Linked DNA regions of Mus musculus: region 2 is linked to region 1. The links are chromatin contacts, found by POLR2A ChIA-PET in ENCODE. All regions are on one chromosome and are shown on one strand. Each heading gives the region's core, a stretch centred on a gene start or an enhancer-like site at or near the end of the contact. The rest is flanking DNA. Distances are from core to core; before and after follow the strand shown.

The links. ChIA-PET counts read pairs that join two places held with the same protein, here RNA polymerase II (POLR2A).
Region 2: POLR2A ChIA-PET joins it to region 1 with 28 read pairs in embryonic stem cell. The contact joins the promoter of Fgfr3 here to the promoter of Slbp in region 1. POLR2A ChIA-PET finds 5 or more read pairs at or near these places in 3 of 5 experiments (Patski and embryonic stem cell).

The regions. Positions count from the first base shown.
Region 1 is chr5:33,650,178-33,656,800 of GRCm38, forward strand. It overlaps Slbp (stem-loop binding protein), which reads right to left and starts at 2,397. Exons shown (of 8, transcript NM_009193.2): 1 at 2,018-2,397; 2 at 1,786-1,902. The coding sequence starts at 2,076. Tmem129 (transmembrane protein 129) reads right to left here. Exons shown (of 4, transcript NM_026698.3): 2 at 5,146-5,620; 3 at 4,536-4,695; 4 at 3,039-4,437. The coding sequence ends at 4,189.
Region 2 is chr5:33,718,467-33,725,089 of GRCm38, forward strand. It overlaps Fgfr3 (fibroblast growth factor receptor 3), which reads left to right and starts at 3,258. Exons shown (of 18, transcript NM_008010.5): 1 at 3,258-3,462; 2 at 3,840-4,045. The coding sequence starts at 3,943. RefSeq lists promoters at 3,103-3,943, 3,103-3,307 and enhancers at 3,463-3,839, 3,670-3,728.

The DNA.
Region 1 (6,623 bases), core at 1,147-3,646:
GTTCAAGGCCAGCCTGGTGGCCTACGTCATGAATTAATTATAGGTCTACCAAGGCTACAAAATGGGACCCAGTCTTTAAAAGCATTCCTATCATTGGCATGACGAAGTGGCTATGTGGCAACCTATGAACCAAAGGGGGGGGGGGGGTGTCTAGATATCAAGACCCACAGAATTTAAGAATCTGACATTTGGGACTGGAGAGATGGCTCAGCAATTAAGAATGCTTGCTGTTCTTACAGAGGACATGGATTCAGTTCCTAGCCCCTACAGTCACTCATAAATCCAGTTTTAGGAGCTCCAATGTTCTCATCTCCACAGGCACCAGGCACACATGCGGTACACATCTATCAAACAAAACACTCATACACATAAAAATACTTTTAATCCCAAAACTTGGGAGGCAGGTGGAGCTCTGAGTTCAAGACCAGCCTAGTCTACCTAGTGAATTCCAAGAACATCAAGGTCATGCAGAAAAACCCTGTCTTAAAACAAACACACACACAAACAAACCCTAACATTTATTTTCAGATAATTGGGAACATGACAGGGTCTGAAGCTTCAGCTCAATAAGGTTTTTATTTGGTTGGTTTTGTTTTGCTTTCATTGAGACAAGATAGTCTAGTCTCACTGTGTAGCAAATAAAGAACTTGAACTTCTAATTCTCCTGCCTGTAACTCCTGATCACACCTGAGATCACTGATATAAACGCTATCACCTTCCTTTAATCTACCTTAGGGCTGGCCTCTGGCCTTTCCTATACTCCCACAACTAGTCTAATGTCTTCAGAGATGTGCTGGTAATTTCACATTTTCACCTGAAAGTTTCCCCAAGGTTAACAAGATTTCCTCCCAAAATAGATCTGCCCATCCTTTGCTCCTGTTATCATGAGAAATGACTGGCATCAACAGAAATGGTCAAGGGTTTCAATCAGGCTGACTTTTCTATCCTCAATCAACATTGCCTGTGTATTCAGAAGTCACTGAGTTAAGTCACTAATTCCCTTCACTGGGCTTGGCAGCCCCATGCTTATCTTATCCTCCCTTCTAGTCAGCCATCTAGCAAACACCATAGCCCATAAAAGAAGGTATGGTCAAAATTTCTGAGATCGCTTTTCTCATCAATCACTACACAAAGGTCCCCAAAGAGAGCACTTCCCTGAAGAGTTCACATCACCAGCTTACTCTTAAGGCACTCCTGGTCTCTCTGAATTACTATTTCACTTGCTAGCCCGCCTCCATCAGGCTACCAAGGGACCTCACTGACTTAAGCACAATGCCTCAGGGAAAAAAATCTAAACACCGTGGCAAAAGCTTATCAAATGGAAGGACCCAACTACAAGTATGAATAATCTAGGACTCAATTTTGGTTTGTATCTCGCTTTCACTCAGGTAATAAAACCTAATTTCTCGCCCCAATACACATACACACACACACACACACACACACACTCACTCTCTCTCTCCCCCCCACCCCCGCCCCGGAAGCAGGGGAGGGTTGGAGGTCGAAACATTTTAACAAGATGTTCATAGTAGTAGTCCTTGACATTACTGACATTATGAGTGAAAAATATAAAGGCTGACCCACTCCGGATAAAACCAGTTTTGCTGCCACCTATCAGTCGCTGGTAAGATGCTTCTAACACTGAGCAAAACTGAAGAGAATCTCCAGAGTAAGCTAATCTACTCCACCAGCTTCGAAAACCCGAGTGCCACGGGATGAGGGTCCCCTTGGCCCGTCTCCAAACCCCCCGAGTGACCAACCCGTTTCCAAGGAGTCGGGACCCACCTTTCAGGTCGGTGGTCCGCAGTCTGGAGCTCGCCTTCCTCGGAGTCCTCGGGCTTCCGGTCCCTTCCGTCCGCTCTGCGCTTCCGTCCGAGACTCCATCTCGCAGGGGACCGCGGGCTGAGGACACAGACTGCGGTCAGTGGGCGGGGCCCCCAAGCACCGATGGTTCAGGGAACCCTTAGCTTACAGACGGCGAGAAGTCGAGGACTCGTAGACCGCATGACCCGCTTACCTCGCACCACCGTCGCGGCGACTCCCATAACCGGGTGGGCTTCTAGGTCTGCAGGCCATGGCGGCAGAAGTCTGAAGGGCAGCTCGGCGGCAAGCACTTCACTCGGCAACAGCACTGACGAGGTCTGAGCTCGCCTTGCCCAACCGCCCTTAAGTGCGCAGCGGCCCCGCCCCTCGGTAACTCCCGCGCGCGCGCGGCGAAGGGCGAAACCATGAGACGCGCACCTGCAGGGGAGTCCCTCTCAGCTCTGCGCGCCCGCCTGACGGACCCGGCTCCAACCCAAGCCTTGGGATTGCGGGCAGTCGCTAAACTACAACGCCTAATGCGGCCGTCCGAAGGGCGGGAGAAATGGAACAGCCCGACTAAGGCGGAAAGGAACTGGCGACCTCCCCCAGCCCCCACGGCCTTCCAGGAGGCTGGCGCTGTAGCAGCTGGGCCTCTGATTGGTTGCCCCTTCGCGGGCCCGAGGGATATTGGCGGGAGATTGGGCAGTGCGCGCCACTGCCTCTCAAAGTCAGGAGGTGTGGCCACGGCGAGGGCCGGCCCACCGAGATGCAGTCCAAGATCCCGACCGGCCCCTCCTACCCACCGCCACAGTAAGGCGGGAGAGCCCGCCTCTAGCTTATACCCATAGCTTTAAAACCGTACAAGCCATCCATTAACAGCCAAATAACTTAGTGGCCTCTTTTTCCCCGCAAGGCCATCTGCCCTGCCTCTGGTGCTTGAGTCTCCAGCACGCAGGCCAGGCCCCTGCAGATCCCACCTGTCCTATGTGGGCAATCATGACCCTTCCCTTAAGAGTGGATCTGGCCCAGAGCAGCGTGAGAGGGTGGGATGGTGGTAACTATGTGGAGCCATCTAAGGGCTTGTCCTTCTGAACGTACCAAGCACTGACACTGGTTTCTTATACGACTTTCTGATCTGTGACTATATTCATCTGACTTTCCCAACATCCTGCAGCCACTATGTAAAATACTGCAAAAGTTTGGTTTTACTACCAGGTTAAACAAAATGAAGTACATCACTTGAAAAGGAACACTTTATTAAATACTGTATCATTTAACTACATTTACATTTATTTGTATAAAATTAACTCTTCTGTGGTTAAAAATAACTTCAAACCACTTGGCCTCTGCTAGGCAGACAGCCCTTGAAACTGGCTGTCTCCTGGTCATACTTCAGGGACAGGCAGAACTGAGTTTGCTCTGGTAGCAAATCCCTGGGGTTAGGTGCAGTGTTGGCTGGATAAGGGGCTAGCTTGGTCTGCTACTACTGCTTTCAACAACTAAATGTAAGTGCTTCAGGACAAGTTGAAGGAGAGGTCATCCCTCTAGCAGCTACACTTTGTGTCAGAGATGGAGAGTAAAGAGCAACCTCTTCCCCACCCATCTGTACCATAGATAAGTGAGTACATCTATGTATATGTGCGTCCATCAGAACCTTAACCACTGAGGTATCCTCTCCTGATCCAAGCACCCCACAGGGGCTTGGCTAACCCTGTGCTACACCCCTGATGGGTTTCTTTCTGGATAGTCCTGTGGCTCTCTGGTCCTTGGCTCCCTAAAACCCTTTCCTAGGGTTAGGAGTATGAGCTTTTGGTCTCCCCTGGACTAGAGAAGCAGGACAAGACAACAAAAGCATTGTGGACCCTCTAAAGCATATGCAACCCTCGTGAGGAACTTGGGAAAGTACTCTGTCATACCTTCCTACCAAGAAGTGGCCCCTTGGCTAGCCACAGTCACCAGGATACCCTAGAAGAGGACTTCACACTAGAGTGGCACCCTGGTGACCCTCTCAACTGTCAGTGTCTACCCAACACCATAGGGTCTGGTTTTTAACTGAAATACAGGTATGCTATGTAATAGAATTAAGGCAAACAGGCCAAATAAAGGCTCTTGAGCCAAACTCCAATGTCTTGGGGCTTTGGAGCATCCTATGTGGCATATCAGCCCCACCTGGAGGTAAACTGGAAGAGAAGAGGCTGAAGGTCCAGGGATAGGGCATTTCCATGAGAATTTCTTCTAAAACTCTTCAACTGACCATAGATAGACTCAAGGTAGAGAGTGGCTGTAGATTAAGTGTGTGCTTTAACTAGAACCTCTTGTCAAAGTCAAAGAGCTTCAGGCACTCCCCAGAAGTGGCTAGTGGAGACACAGAACATACTGTGATGCTCAGCGTACACAGCACACATCCAGGATGCAGAAGCGGGCACGGCAAGTGGGGCAGGGCACACGGCTGGCTAGCCAAGTGTCAGGGCGCTGGGGATCCTGGCGGCTGGCAAACCACTTGCCCATGCAAGTGAGACACCACATGGGTCGGCAGTAACACTGCTGGCACTCGCCGACCGCTGGCTCCTGACAGGTCTTCACCAACTTCACGCTGGCCCGTGTTTGCATGCAGCCTATACAGGGCTCCAGCTCCTACCGAGAGGCAGTTGAAAGAAAAGGGGTTACAGAAAGGCCTACAGGATGGTCCTGGGAGGAGTTCCACCCACTCTCCCACCCGGGCCAGCCCCCACCTGGTTGCTGGGTACTGAATAGGCTGGGTTGACCTCCACATGGGAAGCAAATGTTTCTAGGAAGAGGTCCCCCAGGCTCTGGCGGATGACCACATTGGCTGCACTTCGGATTGGGGCGTGGAGCTTCTCACATAGTTCGCCATATTCTGATGAATTCAGCCTGCAAGAACCATGGCTTGATGAACTGAGACCATCTGCCCTTGGGTCCACAACCTAAAGTCATTCAGAACCAAAAGCGGGCAGGGCCAGGAAAAACAAGCCACCTCGGTGAAGGCATAGCTACTAAAGATGGATGTGAAGGCAAAATCCAGAGTCACTGGTCACGAATCCCCAGCAGGATGGACAGGAAGAGTCTGGAGCTAAAGTGCCACCAAACTACATTCCTAGGCCATCACAAGAAGGTATAGGGACAGCTCAATGACAGAGCAGAAAGAGCGACAAAAAGAAAGCAGAAGGCAAAAAAAAAAAAAAAAAAAAAACCAAACTTGAAGGAGGATGACACTAAAGGGGTCAATTGACCAATGTCATATAGGCCCCAGCAGTGCCTTAGTCTTCCTCTACCTTTAACACCTCCTAAGAAGTACATGATCCACAACCACCATGTACTTACCGAATATCAAAGGGCTGTGTGCCAGGGCTGGTGCTTGCCACACGTATAGTAAGAAGCTGCACAGGTAGGTTTGAGTCTGGCGAGAGATCATGCTGCCGTGACTCTGTCACAGTCAAGTGAACATCCTGTTGCTGAGCCACATGTACACGGTATGTGGTCACCTTCATTACCCATGTGTCTGTCACAATCACTCGGGCACCAGGTGCCCCTGTAGCAAACTTGTCAATCCGTCGGAACTCTGTGTTGATGGAAGAAGCGACAGCCTGCCAACCAGACTGTGGAAGGGCATAGAGGGCCAGGGTTTGGGCCAGTGGGTGTCGGGTCCACCTATCCCAGGACCAGTAGTAGATCAGGGTACAGGAGAGAAGGGGAAGGGTCACAGCCAGGAGAAGGAAGAGTTGCCAGGCTTCTGGGGCCTGACCTGGGGAGTAGAGCTGCTTTTCTGAGGCTGCAAAGCACATGCCCATGTAGTAGCCTGCAGAAGAAAAGACATCTCAGGGGAAGACCTGGATGCTGGGGGCTCTCCTCCTCCCATGGTAACCCATCTGAACACCACAGCGCTCTCCCTGTGCTTGGGGAAGGGAAGAGCTATTTCCTTTCTGTTGCCAGCCCTGAGCCTTGTCTTGGTAACCTAGGGCATGATTAGCTCCCAGGACACGTTGCTTTTACCCCTTCACCTCCACAGCAGGCCTGCCTCAGCTCTTAGCCAGAGCAATGGTACCTCATATTAGAGGAAAGTATTTGCAATTTACTACTATAACTTCACAGACAAAGCCAAGTAGAAATCAAATAAAATCAAAGCTGCTGGTTAGTGGTGATTCATGCTTTCTATCCCAGCACTCAGGAGGCAGAGGCAGGTGGATCTGAGGCCAGCCTCATCTACTGATCTAGTTCTGGGACAGCCATGGATACACAAAGAAAAACAAACAAATAAACAAAAATTTCCTAGAAAACCAAAAGGAAACGACTTTACATAAACTGACCACTGGCCTACTTGAGACAGTTCTTTGGGCTGTATCTTGGTATCTCAATTTTGCCTCCTCTGAGGAGGCAGAGCCAACATAGCCCATCTCAAAGCTGGGACACTGAACAAGAAAATGAGCAAGTACCCAGTGATAGGGCACCTTGCTAGAACAGAGAAACCAGTTTCAGAGCCCTGTTAACCCAACAGGGAGCAACTTGAACATCAAAATGATCTGCAGATGGTAAGGTACTGTTTGAGCAGGCTCCAATCTGCAAAAAACAATAGTAACTGTTTACTTCTAGCCAATTCACTACATGTTAAAATAACTTGTTATGTAGCAACAGAAGACAGCTCCACCGTCTGTCTGCTCTCAATATGACCTCCCTGAGTGACTTGTGCTTATTAACTTTGGGTTCCTTGTTCTGGTATGGGAGTGCCCACTGGACAGCCCTTGGTCAGGAGTCCTGCCTTAGAGCCCCACACTCTTGATATGCCTTGCAGTGTACTAACTAGG
Region 2 (6,623 bases), core at 2,008-4,507, 69 kb after region 1:
TAAGTTGTGATTTCAGGTCTGACCAGGAGAACCACCCCCAGCTCCTCTCTGCTGACAGTTTCTCACAACCATCTCACAGCCTCAGCCCTGGTCTGGCTGCGGAGGTCAGGGAAGGGCAAATCTCAGACTACCTACTGCCAGCCTGAGGGATTCCATTCCAGGACAGGCGCAGCTGGTGCCTCACCGCAGTCTCTTTCCTTGTTGCTTAGCAGCATAGGCCCCAGAAAGCGGAAGCTACTGAGCTCTGAGTCCCTGAGCTATCTATCCCTAGTACGCCTGACTTGGCCTCTGCTCTCAACTCATGTTCACTGAAGAAGGCTCCATTTATGTGAGCCTTGGAAAGCTGGTGGGTCCCCTAGCAGTGGGCAGGAGGTATAGGCATGGAAGGGGACTTGATCATTAGGAAATGCCCAGTCATCAGCACTAGCTGTTGGCAGGCTCCAACTCTTGTCCCCTGGAACTCTGTCATGGGCCAAAGAGAACCACCTCCTCAGATCCTCATTATAACAATAGCCTGGAGTTCAACTGAGGGGCTTGGGATTAAATAGTGGCCAAGTGAGAGGCAGCATCATGGAGATTTAAGGGCTGGCACCATCCTGCACTGATGACAGAATGGTGGGTGGGCTCAGCCTCATCTTGTGTAGGTCTCAGAGAAGCAGGTGAACTCCTGCTGAACCTACTGACTTGGGAAGAATCACTTCATATAAGAAAATCCCACTGAAAACAGACCATCCTTCCAGGAATTACATCCCGGTATCAAGGGCAAGGCAAGTGAGCTGCGGCTACTCGGGCTGAACACAGGGATCATGTTGACATTAGCTCCTGCAGAATCAGTGGAGTCTTAGAAATGCTATGCCCCTTTGATGTAAGGGCCACCAGACAGTGGCAGCCATGTTGGAAAGTCTATTAACACCCAGGCCATATCAGGATGTACATGATGTCAAGGGACCAGGAACTGCCAGGTGTGTAGTGGGCAGAAGGTAGCTCCCCCAAAGGCAGGTCTCTGTGCTATCTCCCGGATCCACAAATGTGACCTTATTTGGAAAAAGAGTCTTGCAAGCATAACGATGGGAAGAGGCTTGAGGTGAGACCATCTTCACTTTATGAACAACTCTAAATCCAACCACAAGTGTCCTTATGCAGGACAGGAGACGTGGGGAGGATAGAAAAGGCACAGAAGCCATGGGAAGGGAGAGGCAGAGACTAGACTGAGATGACCGTAAGCCATGGATGCCTGCAGGCCCCAGAGTTATAACAGGCAGGAAGAAGCCTACTCAGGGCCCACAGCCAGCCCAACTTGACCTCAGACTTCTGTTGTCCTGAATTGAAAAAGTAAATTTAAGACAACCAGATTTTAATCTGGAAGTCGGCTCAATACAGGAATACAAGTTGTAGCCGGGCGTGGTAGCCCACGCCTTTAATCCCAGCACTCGGGAGGCAGAGGCAGGCGGATTTCTGAGTTCAAGGTCTGCCTGGTCTACAAAGTGAGTTTCAGGACAGCCAGGGCTACAGAGAAACCCTGTCTCGAAAAACCAAAAAAAAAAAAAAAAAAAAAAAAGGAATACAAGTTGTGAATAGTTGTGAACACCACACAGCTCATTTTTAATGAAGGGGGCTGATTCCCCCCCCCCCACTGCTGCAGTTGAGCAGGGGTCTACAAGAGCTGGCCAGTGTAAGGCCACAGGGTTGGGGGAGGATCAGAGGAGTGGGAGTACCCTGCTTAGAGTCCTCTTTCCTGCATGTGTAGCCCATTGGAAAACAAGGTAGCTTGAGAGAGATGGTCTGTTGGGCCATGGGGTTCAGAGAACAACCAACACTGGCCTGAGATTCCTGACTGGGTATTTCTAACAAGGAGGTCATCTCAGAAATAAAGAAGTATTGCTGTTTGGATGGATGCTCAGCTCCCAGTTACAGAGTGTGGAGGGTTCTGATAAATCCTCCAGACGAAGGGCGTGGAAATAGGGGTCAGAGCTCACATTCTGGTTCATTTACTGATAACTAATCTGCCAATAGATTAGGGGAGAATGTCTGCTATGACCCCCTGGGGTGGCATCCTGGGAGAGGACCTGTGGGCAGCTGCCTGGGGGTGCCATGGGAACCCAGGACTGGATTCTAGCCAGTCTGCAGGGAGGGGTCCTTGGCCAGAGCAGGAGTAACAGTAGGCAGAGCTGCCCAGCTCTAGGGTGGACACACAGGGATGAGAGCATGAGGGTTCTGGGGCCAGGGCTTTCCCTGCTCAGCTATCTGGGAAAGATAAGGGTGATGAGTAAGCCAGTGAAAGGTGTTCGTAACCCACGAGCCATTCCCCCCCCCACCCCCCCCATGAGCAGTTTTAAGTTCTTCAAGCCACATACAGCCAGACTGGGCAGAAGCACTGAGCCAGGTCCCCATGTATCTGGCTCCCATAGGCTTCATCAGACCTTGTGGAACTTGTCTGAAAGTGAGACAAGGTTCCCTGCCTTGTGAGGGTAGAGAGGCCATCAGTCACAGGGTGGTTGCTGTTACAGAAGTTCTGCCAGGCAGGACCTACAGCTTGCCAGCATGATGGGGTGACCAGGCTGATCCTCCAGGGACCAGCTGTCATTGTGACACTCCCCAGATGGAATGTGTCCCACATGATGGGCGTGCTGTGCTAGGACATCCATAGGTTGGAGTTCAGGCAGCCTTAGGGTAGGGCAGGCTCCCCTGCTTTGTATCCCCAGCTCTTCTCGCTATTCCGAGAGGCTGGGTAAGTTTCTTCCAAAACCTGTGTGTTCTTGGGGAAGTGTGGACATCGTTCCTGAGCAGGATGCAGGCAGCTGGTTAGTTTGATAAATACAGCAGCGTGTCCGTCTTTTCTAGGGTGCAATCCCTGGGTCTTTCATCATGTAAACTCTGCTCCATCCTTCACTGGAAGACCTGTTCACACGTATTTGTATTTGTCTTCCTGGAACTGTCAGGCTTTGTACCTGAGGATTTAGTGCTCTTTGCACAGGGTTCATTCAGCTCAGGGGGCCAGTTCACTGTGAAGACGCCCTAACACCTAGACCCCCACCGAAGTCAACCTTCTGAGCCCTTGAGCACAGCTTTATTGGAGGGAGAAGCGTGCTGGTAGACAGTCCTGAGCTCGGCATTGCTTCAAGGGGTCGAGCGTGCGACCCTTGCCTCGCCTGCTCCGCCCCAGCTGGGCTCCCACGCCCTCTGGGACCGCCCGGCGCCCCCGCCTGACCACGCCTCTTCGGATCTCCCGCCCCCTGGCCGCCGGGGAAGGGGAGTGTTCGGGGCGTGGCGGGAGCACCCCCCAACCCCCGCCCGGGCTGCTGCGCGCCGGGCAGCCCCAGTTCAGTGCACTGTGGCAGCGGGGGTGGCGGGAGCAGCTGGCGCCGTGCGATCCACTCCGGCGGGGGGACTCAGTGGTGGGCGGCCGGCCACTGGGACAGAGGAGACCCTGGAAAAGCGGGCCGAGAGACGGAGCCGCGCGTGGTGAGTTGGGCTCTAGCGGCCGCCAGGTTAGTGTGAAGGACTCGGCTGGCACTCGGAGGTTCCGGGCGGGCTCAGAAGCAGTCAGGGGGTGAGATATGCGGGAAGTGGAGCGGTTCGTAAGTGCGGCGAGGCCGGGGCAAGGCGCGGGCTTCCCGCTCTGGAAAGTTTGCGGCTACTGCCTCCGTCCTGGGAGGGCTCTGCGGCAACCAGGGAGGGAAGGAGGAGGGAGGAACCGCGGCTGGGAGGAGGCGGCCGGCGCCAGGCAGCCCGGGAGAGAGCTAGGAGTCGGCGGGCGGGGCGGCCGGGGGTCGGGGTTCAGGAGCGAGGCCGCGCTTCCCCGCTGCCCTCCGGAGTAACTCAGTGCTCTCCTCCTGTAGTCTCCACAGAGGCGTTCTCCCACCGGCGCCGGAGCCGGGCGTGGGGGGTTGCAGCATGCCCGCGCGCGCTGCTTGAGGACGCCGCGGCCCCCGCTCTGGAGCCATGGTAGTCCCGGCCTGCGTGCTAGTGTTCTGCGTGGCGGTCGTGGCTGGAGCTACTTCCGAGCCTCCTGGTCCAGAGCAGCGAGTTGTGCGGAGAGCGGCAGGTAAGGACTGACCCAAGGTGTTCTTCTGGGGGCCGGCCCTGAATCACAGGGGCTTTGGCAATGGTGAACAGCCCTTGGGTGAGGAAGGGGCGTCGGGTTGATTAGCACCACAGGGGCTAGTGCGCCGAGGTTTGTCCCCTGCCCCGCAGATCGCTGTCAGCTCGGACGCGGCAGTTTATAGGGGTGTCTGTAGGCTGGGAGCCACCACCCAAGTGCGAGGCGTCACGTGGACCGGTGCCCGTGACGGTGGTCCCAGGCAGAGGGGCGTTGGGAAGGCGCGCGAGCTGACTTCCCACGATTCCTATTGTTGCTTCTCGAATTTGAGAGGAGGAAAAATGCCTGTTATTGATTCAGCCGTTCTCCCGGAACAGTTCTTCCTCTGCTTCAGCTAAAGGAAGGCTGGACGTTGCGGGGTGGATAGTAGTATCCCAGCCAAAGCTCAGCTTCAGGGTTTCGCATGACAAGGTGACAGCTTCAGTGCGGCTGCTCCCCTCTTATCCTGTAGGCGGCCTGAGGGGTCGGTTCCCAGGGGCGCGCACAGACTGCCCTTCAGGCCGCACGCTGGGAGATGAGGGGCGGTTGTCCCAGGATCTTGGCGCCGCCTAGGTAGTCCCGCTGGCCACCAAAGTCCGATGGGACACTTGAATGCCCTCAAACGGGGCCCGGAGGCCAAGGATGCGAAAGGGAGCCACGGTCCGCTCTGCGTCCCTTGGTTGCCCGGAGGTGCGACGCGCGCGGCCCCCGGCTGTGCCCGGTGGCAGCGTGGCAAAGCAGAGCAGCGGTCTGGCGGGAGGCCGCGCGAAGGGAGGCTTTCGCTCGGTAAGTTGTCGCCCCACCCGAGCTGAGGCCCGAACAGCCGCTCCTTTGTACCTCGGCGGCCACAAACCGCGCATTGATGGCGGCGCGGCCTCTCGGGGAGGTGCGAGTGCGGCGGGCGCAGCGGGAGGAGGCAGATGGCGGTGTGCCCCTCCCGGCGCCCCCGCGCCCCTCTCTCCAGCGGCTGCAGCCTCCTGGAACAATGTCATTTTCTTTCTTTCTTTCTTTCTTTCTTTTTTTTTATGAATGAAAGTGGGCCGGGAACTTGAATGTGCGTGTCTTTCAGCGGCGTGACAGAGGCGGTCGGGAGGTCAGCGCGCGCTTTTAGCGCCTGCTAGGACTGCCCTGCTTCCCGGGTGCCGAATGGCCCGCGAGGAGACCACATTAGCATGTGTATTCAGATGAAGATATTACTTCTTGCGTCGGGTGTCAGTGAGCTCGGGTAGGGGCGGCGGGGCGGAGCGCACACCCTCTCTGTGCCTCAGGCAGTGACGGTGGCCTCCTGGCACGACCCTGCTGCGGGAACCGAAGCTGAGCCGGGCCGCCCGGGATCGGTGGGATCGCCCGCCCCTCGCTTCTGCGTTTGAGCTTGTGAGACAGGTAGGGAATTGATAGGCCAATAAACTTAATCCGGTTCCTTAACGAGATGGGCCGGGCTGTAAAAATACAAAGACCTGGTGAAGTTTACAGAGGTCCGGGCTGGCGCTTTCCCTAGGAACATAAATTACCAAGCAGGAGCTGGCTGGGGTCAAGGGCTGTGCGGCGGGGCTAGGTACCGGCCTAACCTGGCCACCCTTGGTGAGGCAAGCCCTGCTGGTGTGCTTAGTGTGGGAGACAGTAACCCTTAGGGGATCCAGAAGTTGACCCCCAGGCCGGCTTGCAGAAGCAGGGCCTTCCACCTTCCTTGTCTCCCCCCAACCCTACCTTGCTTGCAAGGCTGGACTTTGAGCCCTGCTGGCCCTCCCAGTGGTTCATTAACCTGGGCTGATCTTAGACCCTGAAGCTTTGGCTCCTATGCTGAGCCTAGAATCCCCTTGTCCTCCAGGTCTCAGGTTTTACTTGGGACCTGGAACTCTCCCCCCACCCCCTTTTGTAGTTGGGCCTAGAAGGAAAACTAGTTACCCAGGGTGTGTTAGGGGGTAGATGATGTATTGGATAGAGGTGGCCTGCCCGGTTGAGAAATTACTGAGCTGTGAACAAAGCCACTTGGGGTTGGGGCCTGCCTCGGCTTGGGTCCTCTCCTAGAACCTAAGTCTCCTCACCTGTCCTGCTACAGAGGACTGGTAATGGCAGGGTTGTTGGGGGGATTAAACCAGATAATCCCCGGTAAGCCCTCATTAGCCCGCCCAGCCTCTGGAGTTTTCTTTCATTCTTCCTTTCTTGACTTTTATAATAAACTGTGGAAACTGGAATGTCTCAAGGTGGGATGGTGGGGAATGGGGAGGAGGAAGGCAGGCAAGAGACCCTTGGCTTCAAGGCCCCTTGGGGCAGGCACCCTCCTTTCTCTTGGGTTATTTTCCTCATACACCTGGCCATACCTCCCACACCAGCTGTGTTCACTATCAAAGCAGGTGTCACTCAGATCTGTGTCCTGGTTTTGCTCCAAAGTCCAAGTCGAGTTCTTTAGGGTGACCAACCTCAGACCAGGGTTGGATTTGATGCTGGTTTTGTAGTGCGCACGTACGTCTCAACAACAGAACCTAGGCTGTCAGCTCCTCCAGGCAGTGGATGCAGCCCTTCCTCCAGCTGGGCAGCTGTGGTC